Regions from separate parts of the Mus musculus genome. Here region 1 is linked to region 2. Evidence: chromatin contacts called from ENCODE Hi-C data. All regions are on one chromosome and are shown on one strand. Each heading gives the region's core, a stretch centred on a gene start or an enhancer-like site at or near the end of the contact. The rest is flanking DNA. Distances are from core to core; before and after follow the strand shown. Region 1 holds the start of Gmps (guanine monophosphate synthetase). Region 2 holds the start of Dhx36 (DEAH (Asp-Glu-Ala-His) box polypeptide 36).

Evidence for each region. A loop is a pair of places that touch in the nucleus more often than their neighbours do.
Region 1: a map of T-helper 1 cell shows a loop between it and region 2 (4-fold over the local background). The contact joins the promoter of Gmps here to the promoter of Dhx36 in region 2. A Hi-C loop is called at or near these places in 3 of 37 maps with a recorded cell type or tissue (T-helper 1 cell, T-helper 17 cell and left cerebral cortex).

The regions. Positions count from the first base shown.
Region 1 is chr3:63,972,887-63,977,939 of GRCm38, forward strand. It overlaps Gmps (guanine monophosphate synthetase), which reads left to right and starts at 3,257. Exons shown (of 16, transcript NM_001033300.2): 1 at 3,257-3,424. The coding sequence starts at 3,398.
Region 2 is chr3:62,502,785-62,508,249 of GRCm38, forward strand. It overlaps Dhx36 (DEAH (Asp-Glu-Ala-His) box polypeptide 36), which reads right to left and starts at 4,204. Exons shown (of 25, transcript NM_028136.2): 1 at 3,934-4,204. The coding sequence starts at 4,155.

The DNA of each region.
Region 1 (5,053 bases), core at 2,007-4,506, 1.5 Mb after region 2:
AGTTCTTTGTGTGTTCTGGATGTCATTATGTTCTCTACCACACACGATGGCAGATCCCCTTCTCTCACTTGATTGTTTCATTACCTGTGAAGCATGAAGCTTTTCAGTTTCATGAAGTCCCACTTATAAATTGTTGGCCTCAGTTCATGGACAACAGGAGTCCTATCAGGAAGTCCTTTCCTACACCTACATCATATAGCCACTGCTTGTGATTTTTCCTAGCAGTTTCAGCGTGGCAGGTTTGACATCTCGGTCTCTCACCCGTTTGGAATTAGTTTTCATGCAAGGCGATAGAGAGGGGTCTATGCTTTCCAGTTTTTCTTTTGTTCTTTTAAAAAAATAAATGAATATAAAGTTTGCAAGACCAAGGGGCCTCTCTTCCTGATGATGGCTGACTAGGCCATCTTTGGGTCTGGGGGACTTTTGGGATAGCATTTGAAATGTAAATGAAGAAAATACCTAATTAAAAAAAATAAAAGTCTTGAAAACATTCACCACACACACACAAAATGAACATCTTGTTTTCTCAGCACCATTTGTGAAAGATCCCACTTTTTAGCTAATGTATCAAATATCAGATGGTTGTAGCTATGTGTGGTTGTTTGTCCTCATTGTTTTGATTTTTTGATTTTTTAATTATTTTTTTATAGATAGCATTTCTCTGTGTATCTCTGGCAGTCCTGGACTCAGTTTGTAGATCAGGTTGGCCTCGAACTCGCAAAGATCCACCTGCCTCTACATAACCATGCCCAGCACCATATTTTTTTTATTACTATGACTCTATAGTATTTCTTGAGGTCTTGGATAGCAGTTCCTCCATCATTGCTATTTTTGCTCAGAATTAGTTTGGCTGTCTGGAATCTTACATGGTTCTATAAACCATAAAGTTTTTTAAAGCAATGAGAAATGGATCTATGCTTGGATTGTAATTCATCCAATGAATAAAAGGCAGAGAAACAATTTTGTTTGCAAGCTAAAGCAAGATTAGAAAAGGCTACAGAGGCTGGGAATGAAAGCCCCAGATTCCATTCTTAGTATGTTAACAGGAAAGAAAATTAGAAGAGGCTATAAGCTTCAACCTAGAATACTCTCCCTGGGAATTCAGACCTGATACAGAGGTAAGGGAGAGGCTGCAGCGAGCTGAAGATGCTCTGAGGGTCAAAGTGTTCCCGCCCTCAAAAGATATTCTCAAAGCCATGTCAAAAGTATGAATGAGAAAGCCTTTAGAACAGATTATTCTAAGTCCCAGCCTTTGGGCTACTCTATCTTCGGCCTGGTAGAGGCAGCCTTTAGACTGCTTCAGCTAATACACTATCACGGAGAAAAGATGTTCTTGATGGATAAACTCTGCCCTAATTGCAGAAAAAAGTCTCCTTTAATGATCAGGTTTAGAGGTATTGTTTTCATAAAGAAATAAATAACTGGATATAATCATAGGCCAGTTATTTTGTGGAATGTGTCTTTAATTGATGTTCCTTTCTTTTATGAATTTTAGGCAGAACTACAGTAACATTCTCCTCATTTTATTTAGACCATCAAGTGAGACATGACACTGACCTACTGTACTATTTGTGATATTCATATTGATCACTCAAGAAAGGCTGACTTGAGGCACTTCTAAAGTTGCTAAATTTTGTAAGATGTGGTAGCATATACACTTGGGAGGCTCATGCAGTTGGATCATGTCTAGTTCATAGCTATCAAGGGTTAACAGTGAAACTCTACTCAAAAACAAGCAAAGACAGAAAAATTTGCTATTTTACATTGCATAAGTAATAATGTGGGAAGATACTCTGTGACAGTATAAATAAAACTTGCTTCTTATCTTCCACTCTTTAATTTTAGCATCTACTAATATTTCATGTCCTAATTTACTATTGTTATGATAGCTGAAAATGATTCTTTAACATTTCCAGCTTTTATTACTTGATAGTTTATCATAAATCCTATCTGTGTCCTTTATCATCCACAGCAGTTCTCCTTTCCTGTCTTTTTCTATGTGTCCTAGGCTGGCCTCCAACTCACAGGGATGCACTAGCAAGTGTTAGGACACCAATGACACCTGGCTTCTTCCTTCACATCAGCCATTCTTTTTTGCTGTTGCTTGCAAAAGTTCTTATTTCATTGTGTGTGTGTTGGGGGGGGGGGGGTTATGTGTACATGTGTTTATAGGCACTGAGGCCATGGGAGGATGTTGGGTTTTCTTTTTTCCTTTCCTTTCCTTTCCTTTCCTTTCCTTTCCCTTTCCCTTTCCCTTTCCCTTTTCCCTTTTCCCTTTTCCCTTTTCCCTTTTCCCTTTCTTTCTTTCTTTCTTTCTTTCTTTTCTTCTTCTTCTTTTTTTTTTTTTTTTTTTTTTTTTGAGACAGGGTTTCTCTGTATAGCCCTGGCTGTTCTGGCACCAGAGTGAGAGAGAGAGAGAGAGAGATCAAGAGCCTCTGAACATTTTTCTTTTAATTACTTTCTTTCCTTATTTTTAAAAATCTGAGCCGGGCGTGGTGGCGCACGCCTTTAATCCCAGCACTCGGGAGGCAGAGGCAGGCGGATTTCTGAGTTCGAGGCCAGCCTGGTCTACAAAGTGAGTTCTAGGACAGCCAGGGCTATACAGAGAAACCCTGTCTTGAAAAACCAAAAAAAAAAAAAAAAGAAAAAAAAATCTGGCCTGGAACTAAGATGTGCCTGCCTCAGCCTCCAGATTGCTGGGATCAAAGGTGGTGACTGGCTACCATACATTCTTACAAAAGAAAAAAGAAACAGACAAACAAAAACTAAACAGGCAATCAAATAAATATAATTTCTTCAACAAGGTAGGCTCTCTGAGGAATCTACAGCTTATTGTTAAAAAACAGAGGTGATGGCACACACCTTTAATTTTAGCACTTAGGAGTCAGAGGCAGCTGGATGTAACTTTGAGGCTAGCCTGGTCTGCTGAGTGACCTTATTTAGAAAAACAACAAAACCAAAATAAAACAAAAAAAAACCAGAAAAATTGAGCCACTATTTGTGACACGGTGAATCCATTACTTAAATGTATCTTGCAGTTTATAAAAACTTGAAGTTTGAGGTGGTATGTAGCCACTACTTAATTATTGTCAGCTATCACATCCAGTTCTATTGCCCAGACTGGGGGCATGGCTGATGCTTTCCTTTCTGGTAGGTTTGGTGTTATCTTCCCGGGGTGACGACGAGGGCGGGGCTTGCATGGTCCCGCCTCTAAGAGGCGGGGCCGGTTAGAGGAGGTCGGGCGGAAGCTGGAGGCAGGGCCTGCGCGCGCTTCTGTGTTCTGAGGCCGCTGTTAGGTTCCGGGCTGCTCTTGTTCTTCACGCTTCTGCCGGTCCCGGTGTTGAGCCTCTGGCGTCCAGGCCTTGCCAGCAGTCTGCACCCGCGGCGTTGGTCCCCGATGGCCCTGTGCAACGGAGATTCCAAGGTCAGTCTGTGATTGGCGTCTCTGCCGCCCTCCGGCAGCGTGAGCGAGACCTGGGGGTCCGTCCGTCTCCCTCGGCCGGGTCAGTGGCGCTCTACATGTGTCAGCCCGGCCTGCGGCGCGGCTTTATTGCATCCGAGGCGCTTTGTTGGCTTTGCTAGTGAAGCATCGAGTTCCAGCGGAGAGGCGACCTGGCTGTGGGCCGCGATTCTTGGGGACTTCGGGGCCCTTCAACCGCAGGGCAGGGTCGGGGCCTCGCCTGCGGCGGTCCGGCCAGGCGGGCCTGTATTCTTTCCAGCCTAGTGCAGGCCTTTCTGACTCTATTGACCACAGCTTCTGTTCCTGGGCCCAGGTGTGCTTCTCACCCTCTTCTCCCGCCATCCTCGGAGGGGTAGAGTTAAAGGTTCTGCTCCTGCGCACTCTGTCTCGTGTATTACGTGCTAGTTTTCGGGGACATTTTCCCGCCTTTGGGGCCTTTTCTTGGGAGCCAGGTTCTCCACGGGTGCTGGAAAAAGTTAACTGCGTTAGCCAAGACGCGAGAGCGTTGGGCCGTTGATGCCCGTTTGTGGCTTCCAACTCCCAGCCTTAGACATCGTTCTTAATTGCCTGGTCTGAATTGGTCCCCTTTCCCTTCCGACCTAATCGTCTTTGACCTGGAGAGCTTTCTGACCTTCACAAAGTCAGTTTTGTCATCGAGAAACTGCGGTGTTGGAATATAATTTACTTTAGCAAGGTGTACATCACGCTTGTGCATGCTTGTGACCTAGCTTTAGCAATCTGGTTAAATTTCTCTTCGGGTGTATGAAACTCCAAACTTTTGGATAGCTGTTCTAGAGCCAGGAATAATTTCTGCCCTTGCAAACATGGAGCTTAAGTGTCACAAACTCGCGAATGGCTGCTTAATATGTAGGAATCATTCAAAAACCTGTGTTGAACAAATGAATAAACATTATTAGGTAGCTCCTATATTTTCAAACCTAGGCACCTGTCATGGTCTGAAGAATAAGTCTCACCTTACAGTTTTGTACATTTGTCTTTAATTTTTAATCTTACAACTCACTGGAACTCATCTTTATGGTGGATGAGTTCGCTGCGGTTTTATAGAACCTACTGCGATCTAGAAGAATATTTTCACAAAATTATTTCAGTATTTTTTCAACATTTTTTAATTATTATTTTGCTTTTTTTTTTCCGATACAGGGTTTCTTTGTGTAGCCCTGGCTGTCCTGGAACTCACTCTGTAGACCAGGCTGACCCCGAACTCAGAAAACCGCCTGCCACTGCCTCCCAAGTGCTGGGATTAAAGGCGTGTGCCACCACTGCCCGGCTCAATATTTTCTTAAGATGATATTTTTGATCATTGTGATTTATTTGAGTTTAAGGTGAATAGCTAAATTTTATGTCAAGGTCATGTGGTAGAGTGGCCAACTCACAGCTGTCTGTAATTCCAGCTCAGATGATCCAACATCCTCACTTGGTCCCTGTAGACACTGCATGCAAATGGTGCAGACAAACATATAGGCACAACACTGTTATAAGGAATTTAAAAATAAAATGCAAAAAAACTTAATAAAAGTAATAAAGTAATTCTTAAGCTGGCCTATTAGGATTAACCATCACAGATGCTATTCC
Region 2 (5,465 bases), core at 2,954-5,453:
CATGCAGCAATGAAATGAAATGCCAATGCAAATAAAAACAAATGTCAAACGTAATTCTTTGAAGACTTTCATTTTATATAGGAAGTTTAACAAAATATTCTTCCAAAATTATGAGCCTACAAACCTCAACTTCTTTATAATCCATACTTAATAATGTGCACATGAATTCACAGGCAATGGGGAATCAAGAGTGGTCAAAATATGAGCCTATTAGATTAAAGAACTCAAGAAGGAAAAAGTCCACATATTAATTGAAAGATAAAATAGTTTAAAAAGAGAATAAAGAAACCTTAGGAATTACGGATTATTTAAGTGGAACTTAGGTAGATGGTATATGGACTGTGCTTTTATGTCCCTGTGGTAGTCAAGGTTAAAAGAGGACCTTTTTAAGTCAATTAAAGCAATGATGAGATTTTCCTAATTGTACTAATCATTAACAGAAACCTGAATCTGGATCTCTACAGATTTTGTAGAGAAGCTATGCCCATCCTATAATGAATGGTAGAACCTCTCACAATATCTGGCGCTCAAGGCCCAAACAGAAAATCAGCAGTCATTAATGCCCAACCTCTCCACCAAACATACAAAGTGAAATCATCCCCGCCGTTTCGTTTCCCCAGGCCTAAAGCTATGTTCTAGTTTTCAGCATCACCAGCAAACCTACTGGCAAGTGCTCCATTTCCTCGTCTCCAGAATTCGACTGCCTGCCACTATCAATTTCCATGCCCTTCTCCCCACCTCTGGGTATTCCACCCTTGAATTTTCTCCCCGGTCTTCTCTTCCTCTAATTATGTGTTGCCCACTTTACAGCTGGAATGACCTACATGGCGAGTAACGCTGGCATCATGTGTAAGTCTGTTAGAGAAGTAGACTCTCTGGCTCTGTCCGGTCATTTACTTTAACTAGGTGCCAGGTGAATCCTATGCATATTCAAGTTGGAGAAACAAGATAGGTCTACTTCAGAACATGTGCACATGAATTCACAGGCAATGGGGAATCAAGAGTGGTCAAAATATGAGCCTATTAGATTAAAGAACTCAAGAAGGAAAAAGTCCACATATTAATTGAAAGATAAAATAGTTTAAAAAGAGAATAAAGAAACCTTAGGAATTACGGATTATTTAAGTGGAACTTAGGTAGATGGTATATGGACTGTGCTTTTATGTCCCTGTGGTAGTCAAGGTTAAAAGAGGACCTTTTTAAGTCAATTAAAGCAATGATGAGATTTTCCTAATTGTACTAATCATTAACAGAAACCTGAATCTGGATCTCTACAGATTTTGTAGAGAAGCTATGCCCATCCTATAATGAATGGTAGAACCTCTCACAATATCTGGCGCTCAAGGCCCAAACAGAAAATCAGCAGTCATTAATGCCCAACCTCTCCACCAAACATACAAAGTGAAATCATCCCCGCCGTTTCGTTTCCCCAGGCCTAAAGCTATGTTCTAGTTTTCAGCATCACCAGCAAACCTACTGGCAAGTGCTCCATTTCCTCGTCTCCAGAATTCGACTGCCTGCCACTATCAATTTCCATGCCCTTCTCCCCACCTCTGGGTATTCCACCCTTGAATTTTCTCCCCGGTCTTCTCTTCCTCTAATTATGTGTTGCCCACTTTACAGCTGGAATGACCTACATGGCGAGTAACGCTGGCATCATGTGTAAGTCTGTTAGAGAAGTAGACTCTCTGGCTCTGTCCGGTCATTTACTTTAACTAGGTGCCAGGTGAATCCTATGCATATTCAAGTTGGAGAAACAAGATAGGTCTACTTCAGAACTAGGCCATTCTTTTCATTATGTACCCTCATTTCAATAGTATCCACGGGCCCTTGCAATGCCAAATGCTAAATCTAGTGAAGATGTTTCTAGGTCATCGTCTCTCATAGACCCCTTAATGTCAAACGACCCTTTCACAGGAGTCTCGTAAGCCCACTGGAAAACACAGACATTTACATTACACTTATAAGAAGAGCAAAAAAAAAAAATTACAAAACAGCAACCAAATAAATTTAAGGCATGTGTGTATGGGGGTGGGGGGTGTCACCAAAACATGAGGAACTGTATTAAAAGGTCACAGAATTAGAAAGGCTGCGAAGCCTTGCTCATCCAGAAGCCCTCACTTGTAGCCCAGTAACGGCTAACTATCTCTATCTTTTAAGATCCTTTCATTTGACTAGAAAGCCCATATCCTCCTATTTAGTAACATAGCATTCTGTCTATGGCCCTTAGCACACATCATCTCTATAAATTAGGTACTATAATAGTAAGTTTGCCATACACATATATGGAAAGAACTATGAGGACCCACTGGAGTATTTTCATCTGCAAGCATGAGGCTTGTTTGAATGTAAAAGCGATGGAAATTCTAGGATAAAAATCTTATCAAGCCAAAAGTGCTGAAAAGAATTATACCAATTGAAAACCATGTTTAGAGATAATTCAAAGACTCGTTTTAGAGAGGAAAATGGTAAAAAAAAAAAAAAAAAAGTAATAAGGAGCAGAAATCATAAATGATTACATCAGCCTCAGAGCTTGAGCTGGGAAAAATCAACCCAAGGAGGGTTACAGGTTACAGCCAGATCACATGGTTCCCAGGCAACACCAATGAGAGGCAGAAGCTGCATGGCTTCAATAAACAAGTTGGGAAGTAAAGAATAAAATGATCTAAAGACCACTTAAGGAATCACGTTTTAAGAGACCACAATGGGACTGGGGTGGGCGGCTATAATTCAAATAACAAGTTAAGAGGTCTGACCCATACTTGCTGCAGAGATAAGCAAGAAAGCAGAGCAAACAGATTTCCCAAAATGAAAAGAGAAAAATCAATGCTCACTTCCACATGGCAGGTGAATAAACAACACTGGCATTTGCTAAAGTGGAAGTTTGGGGATGGGACTGGGATCAAGGGGTCAACTAATAAAAAAAGCCTAGCCCTGAGGTGTGCACATATGAAATCCCAGCACTGGGAATGAAAAGAGGACTAGGAGTACAAGGTCAGCCTGCACTATGTAGCATCAATATCCAGGGCACAAGTTACGTGTGTCCTGTGTATATCTGGAAAGATCCGCTTATTGAACTTATTTGTTTAGGTATTTCTTTCCCCCTATTAGAATGCAAAGGTCTTTAGCATTCAAAAAAGCATGTATGAAACAGTGTCCAAACACTTAAAGATTCTGCGCAATGATGGAGTTACTTAGACCAGGTCACTCAAAAACCATTATGTTTGCTGGGTTGGTGGTGCACACCTCTAATCTCGGAGGTAGGTGGATCTCTGTGTGTTCAGGGCCAACCTGATTTACAGAGCAGGTTCAGAACAGCCAAGGCTACACAAACCCTGTCTCAGGTAAAACAAAACAAAACAAAACAAAACAAAACAAAACAGACAACAAAAACACGATGCTTCCTATACTACAGGTCTTCAAGATACAAACCAAACTGACAATTTCCTGATGAAATTAGCCAAATACTTCTCTACAGCGTCTTCCTTTCAATAAGTCTTAAAAGAGGCGCTGCTAGTCAACAGAAAATTCAGAACAGAAAGGGAGAAAAAAAAAAAAAAAAAGACCAGCATATGACTCACTTTAATGCTAATACTATTACCTAAACTACTTTTTTCTCCAAGATCTACACACTTAAGACAGTGTTTTAATGCTTTTGTTGGCTGCTTCGGGGAAAAAACTTAAAGGTGACAGCAAGCATTCTAAATGATTGCATCCCCTAATAAGAGTCGGCTTGGCTAGAGTCTGAATTTAGCATTCACCCTCAGTTCAGTTCTCAAGTCCGTAAACAGAGCATGCATCGGCTGCAGCAGTGATGGCTTGGGATGGAGGCGCAACCCATCGGGTGACCCGTTACCCGGGGCTCGACAGAGGTTGCATCGAGCTCGAGCAAACGCCAGGGAGAGCAAACGCGTCCTGACGAGACCTCCATACCTCCTGCCTCTCAGCCTCCTTGTTCTTCTGCGTCTGCTTCTTGGCGTACCACAGGCCGATCTCGCGACCCTTAAGGTGTGCGGGATGCCGGCCCCGGCCGCCGCGGCCCCCTCCGCCGCCGCCCGAGCCCCGGCTCCCTCCGCCGCCGCCGCCGCTGGAGCCCTGGCCGGAGCCCCGTGGGCCCCCATCGCGGCTCCAGCTCTGATGATAGTCGTAGCTCATTGTCGGAGCCGACTAGCAGCTCTGCCAAAACTCAACCGCTGAAAATGGCGTCCGGGCCCGGAAGCGGGCGCACATTCCCCTCTGCTTTGCTTCCGGCGCCCAGCGCGAGAGGGCGGGACGTTGAGTGTCACAAGCAGACATTTCCGGTGACGTCACGGACGGCGCCAGCGGTGTGAGCCGCGGTTCGTGTTCTGGCCAGAAACTTAGCTCCTGGGTGGGCGTCCTTCGGATGGCGGGGAATTTAAACTAGCCTGAGAAAATGTGGAAATTTGAGTGAATTTTAATTACTTTGTTAAACCTAGAACTTATTTGCAAAGCCATGCAAATACATACCCAACAAAACCATCGACCATTGTGTACTCTGTCCTCAAAGACCAAAGAAGTTCTTATTTCTTAGAAAACGCCTGGCACCTCTTTCAGTCAAATATACGCACCCAAATACCTTCTTTAAAGACTCTCTAATACTAGGCTTGGAGAGACGGCTCAGCCGTTAAGAGCACTGACTGCTCCTCCTAGAAGTCATGAGTTCAATTCCTAGCAACCACATGGTTGCTCACAACCATCCATAATCAAATCCCATACCCTCTTTTGGTGTGTCTGAAAACAGCTATAGTAAACTCATATACATAAAATAAATAAATCTTAAAAAAAAAAAAAAACTTTAATCCTGGAACTTGGGTGTCAGCTCAATTGATAAGAGTGCTTGCCTGGCATGGTTTTAATCCCAAACAGTATAAACGGTGTTGTGGTGCAGGTATGCAATCTCAGCAAACAGCAGATGGAAGATGATAAATCAGAATTTGACCCTTAGCTGTATAATGAGTTTGAGGCTGTCATAGGTTACTTGTATCTAATCTGGCAGTTCCTCAGAAAATTAGAAATAGTTCTACCTGAAGACCCAACTATACCACTCTTGTGAATATATGAGAAGATGTCCTACCATACCACAAGGACATGTGCTCCACTATGTTCATAACAGCCTTATATGTAATTGCCAGAAGCTGGAAACAACCAAAGAATGGATACAGAAAATGTGGTTCATTTACTCAGTGGAATACTATTCAGCTATTAAAAATGAGGACATCATGAATTTTGCATGCAAATGAATGGAACAAGAAAATATCCTGATCATCGAAGTAATCCAGACCCAAATGGACATGCATGGTACGTACTCAATGATAAGTGGATATTAACTAAAAAAGTACAGAATACCTAGGATACAATCCACAGTACTTAAAGTTTAACAAGCAGAAAGGCTCAAATGAGGATGCTTCAATCCCACTTAGAAGGGGGAAGAAAATAATCATGGG